Linked DNA regions of Homo sapiens: regions 2 and 3 are each linked to region 1. The links are chromatin contacts, found by Hi-C or POLR2A ChIA-PET in ENCODE. All regions are on one chromosome and are shown on one strand. Each heading gives the region's core, a stretch centred on a gene start or an enhancer-like site at or near the end of the contact. The rest is flanking DNA. Distances are from core to core; before and after follow the strand shown.

What was found. A loop is a pair of places that touch in the nucleus more often than their neighbours do. ChIA-PET counts read pairs that join two places held with the same protein, here RNA polymerase II (POLR2A). Pooled maps may share reads with other maps.
Region 2: a loop to region 1 is called in a map of endothelial cell of umbilical vein, with 3 times the contacts of the local background. The contact joins two enhancer-like sites. A Hi-C loop is called at or near these places in 17 of 168 maps with a recorded cell type or tissue (CD8-positive, alpha-beta T cell, PC-9, aorta and 9 more), 4 of 37 single-sample maps with no recorded cell type and 19 of 50 pooled maps. POLR2A ChIA-PET finds 5 or more read pairs at or near these places in 13 of 52 experiments (CD4-positive, alpha-beta T cell, CD8-positive, alpha-beta T cell, MCF 10A and 9 more).
Region 3: a loop to region 1 is called in a map of DLD1, with 4 times the contacts of the local background. The contact joins two enhancer-like sites. A Hi-C loop is called at or near these places in 20 of 168 maps with a recorded cell type or tissue (B cell, DLD1, IMR-90 and 11 more), 13 of 37 single-sample maps with no recorded cell type and 32 of 50 pooled maps. POLR2A ChIA-PET finds 5 or more read pairs at or near these places in 20 of 52 experiments (A549, AG04449, AG04450 and 15 more).

What each region holds. Positions count from the first base shown.
Region 1 is chr9:113,585,790-113,590,123 of GRCh38, forward strand. The region is part of intron 18 of RGS3 (regulator of G protein signaling 3); the gene reads left to right. Among named protein-coding and RNA genes, the nearest start is that of RGS3, 120 kb to the left of the region's middle. RefSeq lists enhancers at 1,004-1,781, 3,178-3,679, 3,680-4,179. Within about 2 kb of position 2,087, at least 14 of the 41 ENCODE cell types and tissues checked have a DNase peak (open chromatin) inside an H3K27ac peak, as active enhancers do; they include ascending aorta, endothelial cell of umbilical vein, heart left ventricle and 1 more, where a contact is called at or near this core.
Region 2 is chr9:113,546,765-113,551,098 of GRCh38, forward strand. All of the region lies in intron 17 of RGS3 (regulator of G protein signaling 3), which reads left to right. Among named protein-coding and RNA genes, the nearest start is that of RGS3, 85 kb to the left of the region's middle. Within about 2 kb of position 2,092, at least 29 of the 41 ENCODE cell types and tissues checked have a DNase peak (open chromatin) inside an H3K27ac peak, as active enhancers do; they include endothelial cell of umbilical vein, heart left ventricle and heart right ventricle, where a contact is called at or near this core.
Region 3 is chr9:113,625,169-113,629,502 of GRCh38, forward strand. LOC105376222 (a long non-coding RNA gene) reads left to right here. Exons shown (of 4, transcript XR_007061739.1): 3 at 277-571; 4 at 1,467-3,623. Among named protein-coding and RNA genes, the nearest start is that of RGS3, 160 kb to the left of the region's middle. Within about 2 kb of position 1,728, at least 8 of the 41 ENCODE cell types and tissues checked have a DNase peak (open chromatin) inside an H3K27ac peak, as active enhancers do; they include ascending aorta, heart left ventricle and heart right ventricle, where a contact is called at or near this core.

The DNA.
Region 1 (4,334 bases), core at 837-3,336:
AAGCCTGCTTAGCTTCTTAGCCACTAGCAAGAAGGCAGACTTACCTTCTGGGGAGATGCCTTCTGCTGAAAGCTAGTCATTCTGACAGGGCAGGCTGGGGCCCTCCAGAAAAGGGTCTTGAACTTTGGCCTTGGAACTAAATCTCCGTTTCCTCATCTGTAAGCGTGTGTGGTTCTCACACTGTGGTGTGCTCCGGAATCACCAAGGGGAGGTAATTAATATGTGATTCCTAGTCCCCATACCCAGAACTCTGGAATCAGAATCTCTAGGGGTGGTGCCCAGACCCTATATTTTAAACATGCCCCGAGGGATCATGATCTTGCCAAAGTTTGAATATCACCATCTTAGGCCATTTCTTGATGGTTTCTACAGGAGAGAGTCCGGAACGCTGTCCTTCCAAGGCAAGGCCTCAGGCTCATTCAGATCAGGCCTGGCCACTCCTCTTTGGAGGGCGGTTGAGGCCCACCTGCCTTGGGCTTCCCAATCCTGATTCCCCCACTACACCCTTCCCAGTTCTATTCCCCTCACCACACTTGCTCCAATAAAACTATTTATATACAGATAAATTCACACACATTCATATGTATGCATTTATCTAATTCCCCAGCTCAGTTGACCTCGGCTCCTATTTTGGGACACATACTCCTGCCTGGGAGTCTAGCAGGCCTGGACCAGCTCTCTCTTGTCTCAGCTTCCTCCTTTGGGTGCCCAAGGTTCCCACTGGCACCCTCCCCTGTCCCACCAACTTTTAGCCGGTCACTTCCTTTCTTGGGTTTGAGTGGCTGAGCTGGCAGAGACATCAGAGGCTGCCCCCAGCCTGGTGGTGGCCACCCTTCCATGTGGCTTCCACACACCAGTTCCTGAGCCCTTTGCCATTCACATCCTGCCCTCTTCCACCAGTAGCTTCAGTAGGAAACTTGTCAAGAGGAGATGAAGCCCCGGATGGGACAAACACCGTGGTCTAGCTCCATCTCTTACTGGTACTGGGCCTTGGGCAAGTCCCTGCCCCTCTGTGAGCCACAGTTTCCTCCTTGGTGAAATGGGTATGGTAATAATGCCTCCTTCCTAGGGTTGCTGGGAAAATTAAATAGCTTAACACAGGTAAAACATTTAGGGCAGTACCTGGCGCTCAGCACCTGGTGGGTGCTGCATAAATGGTAATCATGTTATGTGGAGGGGGAGGGGGAGAAGAGCAGTAACCAGGGTAGTACTGGCTGTGCCGCCATTCGAAGTACCACCAGACCCCATTTCTCACCTTCCTGACACTGCTGCAAAGTGGACAGGCACTTGGCTTACAGTGGGAGGCTGAGGCTAGTGAGAGATATTTTGTCCCCAGCCACACAGCAGCAAGTGATGATGGCACTGGACAAGGCCTCACCATTGTCTAGTCAGTCCTCTGTGGCTCTGCCCTAGACTCTGAGACCTCATGCTGATGAGGGGCCGGGGGTGGGGGACTGGCAGAGGGACAGTGGCAGGTTCCCCCATGACTTCTATCTTCCTGGCTTTGGCCTGGCTCTTCTGGGAGGGTCCCCTGATGCTGATGGGCCACTATTCCTAGGCAATGCCAGGCAAGAGGTGAAGAGGGGAGGGGTGAAGTGTTCAGGCTGTGGAGTCAGACAGACCCAGGTTCAAGTCTCAGCTCTGCCTCCTCCTCCCTGGCTCTGAGACCTTGGCCAAGTTGCTTCTTTCTCTGAGCTTCGGTTTTCTCTTATTAATGGAACACGGAGTCCCCCGGGAGTTGTCCCAAGGGTTCCAGGGCGCAGTACGTAGAAAGCTTGGGCTGGTCATTTGTGCTGCTGTGCGGATAAGCTGAGGCTGCCCAGAGTACATGCTGCCTGCCACAGGGTGACATTCAGTCTCGACGTTGTCTCCGGTCCACACCCCTGTTATCCTGCCCTCTTATGTGCTGAGCAATTTCTACTGTGAGTAGGAATGTCAGAACAGGCAGACCTCAGAGATAGTCTGCTCGACCATGGTGATCTCACAGATGGGCTGACTGAGTCCAGAGAGGGAGAGCCCCCTGCCCCCACTCCCCGCCATGGTTCTCCAGCTGGCCATCCCCTGGGTGTGGCGCCCTGTGCTGAGTTGAGTGGTCTCATGGTGCCCCCTGCCGCCAGACCCCTGCCTTCCTGGCTGCTCCCTGGAGGCCCTGCAGAGCAGATCACAGGCCTTCTTCCTGGGGAGTCAAGGAAGCCCCGGAGAATAATTGTGTTTGGGTCCAGGATGCTGCCATTGAATTCTAGTCCAGCCTATCTGGCTCAGCACAGAGGGTCATGGGCTATTCTTTGACAGTGAGGAGACCACAGGCTGCAGCCCTTCCCTGGCCCTGCTTCCTTCCTCCCCTGCAGGGGACTGGCCTGGGCAGAGGTGGTCCACAGAGGGTGCCAGCCCTGTTTCACTAAGCTCCCACGTAGGTCAGAGATCAGACGAGAGGACCCCAAAAATGCCTTCCAGCTCCAAGACGATAATACCTTCAAGCCTCCTATTTTTAAAAAGCCTAAAGAATTATTTCGGATGTGTAAACAAGTAAGTATAGAGTTTAAATCCACTGTTTCCACGTGGTTCCATGGGGCCTGCCAGCCTGGGCTGGATCGGAGAGGGCAGCCATGGATGGCCAGGGAGCCCCAGAAGTCCGACCAGGACCAATAGGGAAACCAGCTGAGCCCTGCTCACAGACGAGCGCTCAGTCACTAGTGGGCTCTGGACCCAGACCACAGTTCTCTGCTACTTGTTAGTTCAGAGAGCCCAGGCCAGTTATCAAACTGCCCTGGGCATCTGTTTCCTCAGCTGCACACTGAGGGGAAATATCAGTAACTAGCTCTTAGAATCGTTGCCAAGATTAAATGAGATAAAGTATGTTAAAACACTTTGGCCCGGCACCTGACATGTAGTGAACGCTCAATAAATAATGGCAAAACCCATGCTAGCTGAGAGTACTTGCTCACTGCTGTGTGTTGGGCGCTGTGCTGAGCACGTCCCCGTGTTAACTTACATAATCCTCACCACAGCCCTTTGAGGGAAGTCCGGTTATTACCCGCATTTTACAAATAAGGAAACTGAGGCACAGAGAGGGATGTAACTGAGCTAAGGTCAATGAGCTAATAAATGATTGAGCTAAGCTTCAAATCCAGGCAATTAAAAATCTACACTCTTAATCATTACTATAATTACAGTTATAATTACAGTAAGAATTATAATTATTGTTCCAAGAGGTGGTGAGCTCCTAGTCCCTGGAGGTGGCTGGATGAGGCTGGGCAGGGCCCAGGGATTCTGCCTGGAGTGAAGGAAGGGCTGTATGGTCCTGGACTCACCTCCATCTGCTTTTCAGCTGGACAAGGTCACATAGTGAGACAGTGGGGAGAAGATGGAAAGGAGAATCCCTTTGGAGGGCCTTTGCAGACTAGGCCCTGGGCAGGCATTGATGCAGCTGTGGGAGGGGAGGGAAGAGTCTGAGGAGCCACTCTGGCCCCCTCCAAGGTCAGAGGCCAAAGCCTCCCTGCAGCTATGGTGAGTCCCTAGGGCTGGGAATCAGAACCCGATTTTTTCACCTCAATTTCTCCTTGGCTCACAGGCTCTTTTTGGTGCTGGGGTTTCCCCAGCAGCCCAGGGGGCTGACTCCTAGGGCCAGAGCTGCCCAGCCCCTCTGTCAGGCTGCTAGGCTTGGGTCAGTCCCTGCTGAAGACACTCTCCTCCCCACAGTGGAAGGAAGAGCCCATTTCCCAGCAGCGCAGAGGCTGAGGATGGCGGCTGGGTGGGAGTGGTCCCCAGGCCCATTGTGTGGAGCCGATAAAGTACGGAAGCTGAGGTTAGAATGGGAGGAAGCCCAGGGCCCGAGGGCTCTTTCCCACGGGTGGGGGCCTTGGGCATGGCCTTGCCAGGCCAGCATGAGTGCAGCCTGTATGTGCACTGAAGGGTGCCCTGAATGGTGACAGTGGTAACACTCACTGGGCAATGACCACTGGTTACTGAGGTTAGCGTGGGTGCCAGGACTGGGCCTTGGGGTCCAGAGTTTATCCTGGTGAACCTTCCATCAGCCCTGTGAAGTGGCTGTCACTATGCCTAAGCCATAGCTAAAAAAATGGAAGCCGAGAGGCTAGGAAACTTACCCAAAGTTGGTGAAAGCAGGATTTATATCCAGGTCTGGTTCCAAACACTTGCTCTGAAATCACACACCATACGGTGTGTGCCTCTGTGTGCACGTACACACATGTATGTTTACAACTCTGGTGGGGCAGCATTCTCAGGAAGGAGGCAGCACTTCCCGAGTCTTTCACAGGAAACATTAAAATGTGTTCTGACCTTGCATTTTTGAGTAGCAGCATCCTCTGGTGGAG
Region 2 (4,334 bases), core at 842-3,341, 39 kb before region 1:
CCCAGAGGGAAAGGAAGCCCAGCTGGAGCTGCTGCTGTAGGTTGCGGGGCTCACCTCTCACCGAGCCCCTTGCTTACAGAGAAAACCAGCGAGTGATTCTGAAAATCTTGCCTCGAGTCCTCATTTTGCTGGTATTCACCGTGTGACCTTGAGCAAATTGCTTCACATCTCTGATCTTCTGTTCCTTTACCAAGAAAAATGAGGGAGTTGAATTCAGATGGTCTCCAGGAGTCATCTGATTCCAGAATATCAGGATATAACAATAAAGATGAGGATAAAGTAGCTACTCCCCTCAGAAAAGGTGGAGATCCAGATCTAGGGGGAGAATTGGCTAGGTTCTTCATCACAGTCACTGTCTTGAGACACATAGGTGGTCCATGGAAACATTTCCATGAGGGATTTCAGAGGGGAGAATGGGCAGACTGCAAAGCCTCGGTACTCTAATACCAGGCAAAAAGAAGAAAGGGAACAGGCATTTTAGTTTTCACATTGAAACAGAGTGTATGTGTATGGCCCTATGCAAATGTTGTTCCTGGTGAATATTCATCAATGTACTCATCACACATAGGTATATTTAGACAGAAAGGGGTCCTCATCACAGACACCCAAATTATGAGCACATTACTGCCTCCTCTCCCCTAGAGGTGCTTCTTCCAGCCTCCCCCATTGGAGGCCAGCACAAGACGGGCTCTCCAACCCAATATCTTCCCCTTCCCTCCTTCCTTTCTGCTCAGGTGGCTGAGTATACACATTGAACTCTTTTGTTTCAACTTCACGTGTATATAGGTTGGTGCAAAAGTAACTGTGGTGTTTTCCATTAAAAGCAATGTCAAGAACCGCAATTACTTTGGCACCAACCTAATATGTATGCAAGTACATTCTTTAACCTTTCCAACTCCCAGTCCAAGCCATCAGGCTAATTTCCGCGTGGAATTTGTGGTCACTGGTTTGCAGTCCTTTCATTTCTGGTGTGGTCAGAAGTCTCCTTCAGACTCTTCCCGATAAGTTGCCATTGGCTTTTTCATCACCTTTAGTACCTACCCACTTTTGCTGGGATAACACTACCCAAGATAAATTCAAAAAAATTGTCCTAAGTGTTAGTGTGTTTCTGTTTTGGTTGAAGTCTATTATTGCTATATGGTTTTCTACTGTTTCTACTTGATGGAAGACTATTAAGGGTTAAGTAGGCTGGCCTAGGAAGCTGACCACCATTTATAACATACTTTTGAGTGGGAAAATGCATTCAGAGGCCTGTAATCAATACTTAGGTGGACTTTGGGAATATAGTATTTATTTTATGAGTGACTAGAATATTGGTAGAACCATAGAAACTTTGAATGTGGAGCTGGAAAGCCTCCTCCTTCCCCCACTGAGATCAATTGATTAACAAGCTAGGTTGTAGAAACCAAGTGAAAGAGGCAAAAACTTGGCCAAGGGCATGTAGTCGGGGACTTCTGAAGATTCTGCTGGGCTGGGGGCAGGAAAGGGGTCACAGACGGTCTTAGGGTTGTCTCACTCAGCAACTCACTGTGTTGGCCTTGGGAAATGTAAGTCACTGTGTTGGGCTGTAATGGAAATATTGAGAAAGCAGCTCAGCTAGTGGCGTGGGGAGAGGTTGTCTAGTCCTCTGGCTTATCTGTAAATTCCTGGCATGTGCTTGTTGGAGCAGAATGAATGGGGCTGCTGTGTTTTACCTGCAGCTAGGAGCATGGCTGGAGTGGTGGAGACACTCCCTGTGGTCTGTTCTAAAAATAGCAGTGGGAACAGAGCTGAGGGGAAGAGGAGGGGGCTCCTTCGGGAGCTGGGTGGGGAGGCCTCACCCCCTTCCTCTTCCTGCCAGGCCCGATGTGAGGAAGTCCCATGGAGTCACATAATTCCATCTGGGAGAGTCCTGGAGCCATCAGCCCTCACACCCCCTCCTCATACAGGCGAGGAGGCCCTGGAGGCCCGGAGAGCAGAAAGCACTGGCTGGTGTCAAGCAAGCCCAGAGAGAAGGGCCCAGTTGGCAGGCTGTTTTTCCCTGGCTGTTTCAGCACAGTGGCTGCAGGCCTTGTGCTGAGGTTTGCTGTCACTGCCTTTGGGCGCACAGAGACTGGGAACTCCTGGGACCGGATGTGGTCAGGCTTCCTGAGAGTCGCCTGGCAGGCGAGGAGTCCCCAGCTGGCCCACCCTGAGCCCTGACCTCAGCCAGCCGGCTGTCCAGTGCCACACCTCCTCTTGCTGGTGTCCCCTCCCTTGCTGACTTGTCCTCCTTTCTTTGGACTGTCTGCAGGGAGGGAGGACAAGGGCCAGCCTAGATCTGGCCTGCAGGACAGAGGCCTCAGTGGCTCAGGACCTTTCCCTGCCCCTCCCCAGGAACAAGCAGAGGCAGCTGAGGTAGTAGCAGCCTCCTGCAGGTTTAGAGACAGACAGGCCAGGGTTCAAATCCTAGCTCTTCCTCTCACTAGCCATGGGATTACTGATGGGTCACAGAGCATCTGTAAAATGAGACAAGAACGCTGATTTCACTGGGGTCTTGTGAAGATCAAAGGGGATCTGTTGTAATGCCTGGCATGCAGTAGGTACTTAATAGTAGCTCTTGTTGCAAAACCAAGCAGTGAACATGTATCTGACTTTCTATAACCCCCTTCCTTGGGGCCTCCACTCATGAGGCATGGGAAGGTGTTTTTTTTCTTTGTTTGTTTGTTTGTTTGAATGCAGTTGACTTTTTTTTTGTTGTATTGTTGCAAAAGTAATCCATGTGATTGATGTTTATTATGAAGAAAACATTTAATACAGATGAACCAGGAGAAGAAAATGAAGTTCATCCTTAATCCCAGCACCCAGAGATAAACCACTGTTAACATTTTGGAATGTGTCCTGTCAGGCATTCGTTTATACACACATATATCTTATTTGCAAATTGGGGTTACTGGTGCAATTTTTCTAACCTGCTTTTTCTCCCCCATTTAACAGCGTAGTGTATCCATGTTTCCATTTCAATAAATATTCTTCTACAACATCATTTTCAGTGCCTGTGGAGTATTTCATTGTGTAGATGAAACGTGCTTTATTTAAGTAATCTTCAGTTGTTTATCATTCAGGTTGCTTGCAATTTTTCTTTGTTACAAAAATTTCAGATAAAAATCCTTGTACAGGAGGCTGAGATGGGAGATGGCTTGAGCCTGAGTTTGAGGTTACAGTGAGCTATGATTGCACCACTGCACTCCAGCAGTGAGACCCTGTCTCTGAATGAAAAAAAAATCCTCTTAGGTGTATCTTGGCATGCCCAGCATCCAGTTCAACACCTAGTACGCATTCGACTCTAAATAAATATTTGTTGGGCGCGGTGGCTCATGCCTGTAATCCCACCACTTTGGGAGGCCAAGGTGGGTGGATCGCTGAGGTCAGGAGTTCGAGACCAGTCTAGCCAACATGGTGAAACCCTGTCTCTACCAAAAAATACAAAATTAGCCAGGCATGGTGGCGCATGCCTGTAGTCCCAGCTACTGGGGAGGCTGAGGTGGGAGAATCGCTTGAACTTGGGACGTGGAGGTTGCAGTGAGCTGAGATTGTGTCAACTGCATTCCAGCCTGGGCAACAGAGTGAAACTTCATCTCAAAAAGGAACTAAATAAACAAATATTTGTTGAATGAATGAATGTTTTGTTAGAATAAATGCCTGTTAGTAGAGTTTCTGGGTCAAAGGTTATATATTTATAAAATGGATTATTGATCCTATTGCCAAATTACCCTGCAGAATGGTTGTACTGATTTCTAATCTCATCTGAATTGACTAGCTCATCCTACTTTGCCTGGGACTTTTCCCTTTTTAGCATTGAAAATCTTGCTTGCCAGGAAACTCCTCAATCAAATCAAGTAAACCGAGATAGTCTGGATAAGAAAATGTTTATTCCTCCTCATCATTACCAACATGGTATATTGTTACATTTTTAAATAGGTTCTTTTTTTCGTTATTAGAGATGTTGAATATTTATTTATATGCCTTCTGGTCACTTGTGTTGCCTCTTTTGGGAATAGCCTGTTCAAGTCTTTTGCTCATTTTTCTATTGGGATTTTTATAGTTTAATTATTAATTCACAAAGAGCTCTTTATATAATAAGGATATTTGTGTGTTAGCCTTTTATTTTTATTATTTCTTTAAACTACAGATGTTTCTGACTTATTAGTCATATCTATCATTTGTTTTAGAGTAGTTTTATTGAGATTTAATTCAAATATCATACAATTCACCCATTTAAAGTACACAATTCAGTAATTTTTAGTGTATTCACACACTTGTGTAACCATCACCACAATCAATTTTAGAATATTTTCATTATCTCAAAAAGAAAT
Region 3 (4,334 bases), core at 478-2,977, 39 kb after region 1:
TACATCTGAAGGGTCCTTTAACAAGTAGGGAGGCAGCCGGTCACCCAATTCCCCTACTACCGAGTCGGGTAGGAATTAAAATTCCCCTTTATAGTGGAGGAAATGGATGTTTCCAGAGATTGCAGCCTGGGGATATATAGTTAAGTCTGAGTTCTGGGCCAGTGCTCCCTCCAAAGTCTCTTCTCCCTCCACCTGGTGCCACCCAACAGCCCTTTGGGGAGGGGTCCTGACTTCGGGGGTGGGAGCTGACCTCGGGCATCTTCCATCTCTCCTGAGACTTGAGGTACAGTCATCCTATGAAGGATCAGAGCTGGAAAGTGGGGGCCTGGCTCAGGGAGCAGCAGAACCAGAGCAGAAGCTGAGCTGGAGATGCCCTGATGGGGCCGAGGTGGAGGCTCAGGCCTGGGATGGGCAGTTGGACCAGCAGGTCCAAAACAGCAGAAGCCAAGGCAGGCAGCGGTCTTGGAGATGCCCTCTGACCTGCCGTGGACTGGAGCCTCTAAGATGCTTCCTCCTGAGGCTGGAGCTGATGACTGGCATCCTTGGGATGTAACCTGCGTGCAGCCGGCAGGTGAGGACGTCATGCAGGGCAGGAGCTCAGGCCCCCCAGAGGGGGTCACACCTGGCCGGGCCACTGCCCTGTGAACATCCTTTCAAGGGACCCTTTCTCTTGCTTGTTTGTGGCCCCGCTAGACTGTAAGCTCTTGAGGACAGAGCCATTGGGAATGAATGACAAGGTGAGTCTGGGGGCCCAGGACCCCAGACAGTAGCTGTCCTTACTGAGAGAAGGGTTAGGGCTCCCGGAGGCATGGAGAAGGATGAAGGCCCAACTTACTCCACTTGGGGACCACCCTGATCACAGAAAACACTGCCTGCTTCCCTCACCCTCAGGGACAGCTATGCCCAAAGGGAGGGCCTCAGCCTCTGGCTGGAGAAAAAGCAGATAGTAAAGATGGTGGCCCCTGTGCTTTCAAGTTTCTCAAGCCAGATCCCGACTAGGCTCACAGTGTGTATTTGGGACTTTTAGAATTTGGGAAGTTGAGACCTATGAAAGTTTGAGAACCTGGGAAACTTCAGAGCTTTCAGGATCTTTTGAAATCTTGGACATTTTAGAATCTGGAGCATCTTTAAACCTGGGGAACTTTAAGAAGCTTGAACTCTTCTGACGTTGTGGAATTTGAGGGATTTCATTTTGGGGCTCTGTTGGCCTTGGAGTGGATGCTGTCCTCTTGGTGTAGAGGAGGACATTCGTCAGCAGACCTGAGCCCTCTCCTCCCACCGGCCCTCAGAGCCCAGTATTTCAAATATCTCGACGTTATGCAGTTTTAAACTTCAGATTTTTGAAATGAAATTGTATTAGTTATCTTGAATGTTCGATGTTGTGTTTCTCAAACATGTGTTGGCCTACTGGATTTCTAAGTTTCTGGCTCTTTCTTTTGCAAATGATTTTTCCTCTCATGTCACAGATTCAACAAATATTCATGCTGGAATGGGATGCAGAAGTCACCTACTTTCAGAGATGGGGAAACTGAGACCCAGAGAGGGCACAGCCTTTTCTCGGGGGCCTCCAGTGACTCAGAGTCAAATCTGTGCTTCTTGGCTCCTGGATCTCTGAGCTGCACCCACTGGACCCCTATGCCAACCCCAGCACCCCTGTTCTCCATGGCGGCCCCGCCCTGAGGATTTCCTATGCCTTTCTACAGAGCTTTCTCCTTCTCCTAGATCCCTTTTCTGCAAAACGAGGCTGGGGAGTTCTGAGCCAAGCCCAGGCCCACGTGCCTGGAACCAGAGACAGCGTAAGGAGCAGACACTGCCAGGTCACTTGCAGCAGACTCCAGGAGGAAATGAGGGAAACAGAACCTCAGCCGTAGCCTAGCCAGGGCTCTCAGAGCCTAGAAAGCTCTTAGGAGAAGTGGAGAGTTGTTCAGATCCAGGCTAATTTGTCATCTCCAGCCCTTCTCTGGTGATCAGCTTGCCTCTTCCTCTACCTGCCCCTATAGGTAGAGGAAGCTTGCCCTTCCTCTCCTGCATCTTCTCCTCCCCTTTCTGTCACATGCCTTCTGCTTCTTGAGGCCTCTGCCTCATTGTAGTTTCTCTTGCTGTCCAGTTCCGGTGAGCTCATGGCTTCTGTAGCCCAGTTTCTCTTTGCTTCCCTTTGTGAATCTTTCCTGCTTCGACTCTCACTCCCAACTTCTTAACTTACACTCAATGCTCCCAGAGGGAGGACTTGATTGGTTTGGAAGTCCCCCACCAGGACAGGCCAAGGATTAAGTGAGTTCTTATATGAGGTCTCTGATTCCCTAACTCCAGCTAGGTGTTCAATTATTCAGTTCAATTCTGACACCAACTCCAGGAGTTAGTGCAGACCCCAAGGTTTAGGGCTCAGCCCCACAGGGCTGTCCCCCTTTAGCCACCAGTCACACACAAGTCCAGGGACCATCTGTACATCTGACTGCCTGGCTCTGAATTTCAGGGTTCCCATAACCTCCCCTTCTAGTTAGATCATTCACTAGAACAATTCACAAAACTCAGCAAGTGCTTTACTTACTATTACCAGTGGATTATAAAGGATACTACTCAAGAACAGACTCATGGAAGAGATGCAGGGAACAAAACATGGGGGATTTGCACAAAGCTTCCACGCCCTCCCAGCGAGTCCCTGTGTTCACCAGCCCTGAAGCTCCCAAACCCTGTTGTTTAGGGGTTTTTCTTGCAGTTTCATTATGATGGATTAAATCATTGGCCATTGGCGATTGAATTCAATCTCCAGCCCATCTTACCCCCATGGAGGCTGTAGGGGGTGTGGGGGTAACCAGCCCTCATCATGAAGCTCTCTAGGGCTCCTCCATAAGTCATCTCATTAGCATATGAAAGGCAATACGTTCAGGGGTTTTAGGAGCTCTGTGCCAGGAATTAGAGACCAAGACCAAATATTTATATTTTATACCACACCAGGCCACTTCTCAGCCCACTGGCCAACTTCAAGATTGACTGCTGTTAGGTCACAATACCCACTTGGCCAGGGGTAGAGATCACTCAGTATCATGTGTGGTGTAAGCTGTTGAGATTAGGCATAGACAGTGGCAGGTGACTGACGGGCTGGACAACTGACAGATGCTCACCTTGGCCAGTGTAGGCACAGATAGGGCAGGACCCCATTTGTTTAAGTGTTCCATCCTCAGAAATCCCCTCTCCCCCACTTCTTCCTTCTCTTCATTCCTTCTTTGCTATTTTTAAATGGCACATTGGAAATAAAACAATTGTCAATGTATTCAGCCCTCCCGCAGCGGGCTGCCAATCAGCACAGTCCAGCCTACCTCCGCTTCCATTCCCTCCACCTTAGCCCTCACCTCCCTCTTTGCTCTTGCCCCCGTCTCCGGGCACTCAGGTCTCTGTTAGTTTCTCAACAGCTTTGCATATGCTGTTCCCTCTATTTGGAATGCTCTTCCCCATCTCCCACCCCTGGCTGGCTTTTCCTGGCCACCCACTCTGAATGATGCGCTCCTCTTACATATGTGCCCTGTGTGTTTCTTTACTGATACTTGTCAGCCTGCTGATCGACTTATTTGCACAAACATTTAATAAATCACTGGACCGTCTGCTGTAGGCGGGCAGAGATCAGATCTGTTTTGTCTTGCTCAGTACTGTGCAATAACACCTAGAACAGGCCTGGCTTGGTAGATAGCTATTGAATAAGTGAGTGAATGGATGAATGTCATTGAATCAGAGATGATTATGATTCACAAAGGCTTATATGTATGAGTGAATTTGAAAAAATAGAAACAACTTGAATATTCAATAATAGCCAATTAAAAATATAGTAACCTACAATGGAATTTGCATGGCAATTAAAATCATAATTTAAAAGCATATCCATGACCAACAGCATTAGTCGTTAGGCAAATGCAAATCAAAACCATGATGAATTGCCACTTTACACTCACTAGGATGGCTGTAACTTTTAAAAAAGGGAAAATAACTGTTTTTGGTGAGGATGTGGAGAAATTGGAAGTGGATGTGGAATCTGGCAGTTCCTCAAAAAACTAAACATAGATTTACCATAGGGGCCGGGCACGGTGGCTCATGTTTGTAATCCCAGCACTTTGGGAGTTATGAGGCAGGTGGATCACCTGAGGTCAGGAGTTCAAGACCAGCCTGACCAAGATGGTGAAACCCCATCTCTACTAAAAATACAAAAATTAGCCAGGTGTGTTGGCACGTGCCCATAATCCCAGCTACTCAGGAGGCTGAGGCAGGAGAATTGCTTGAACCCGGGAGGCAGAGGTTGCAATGAGCCAAGATAGCGCCACTGCACTCCAGCCTGTGCAACAGAG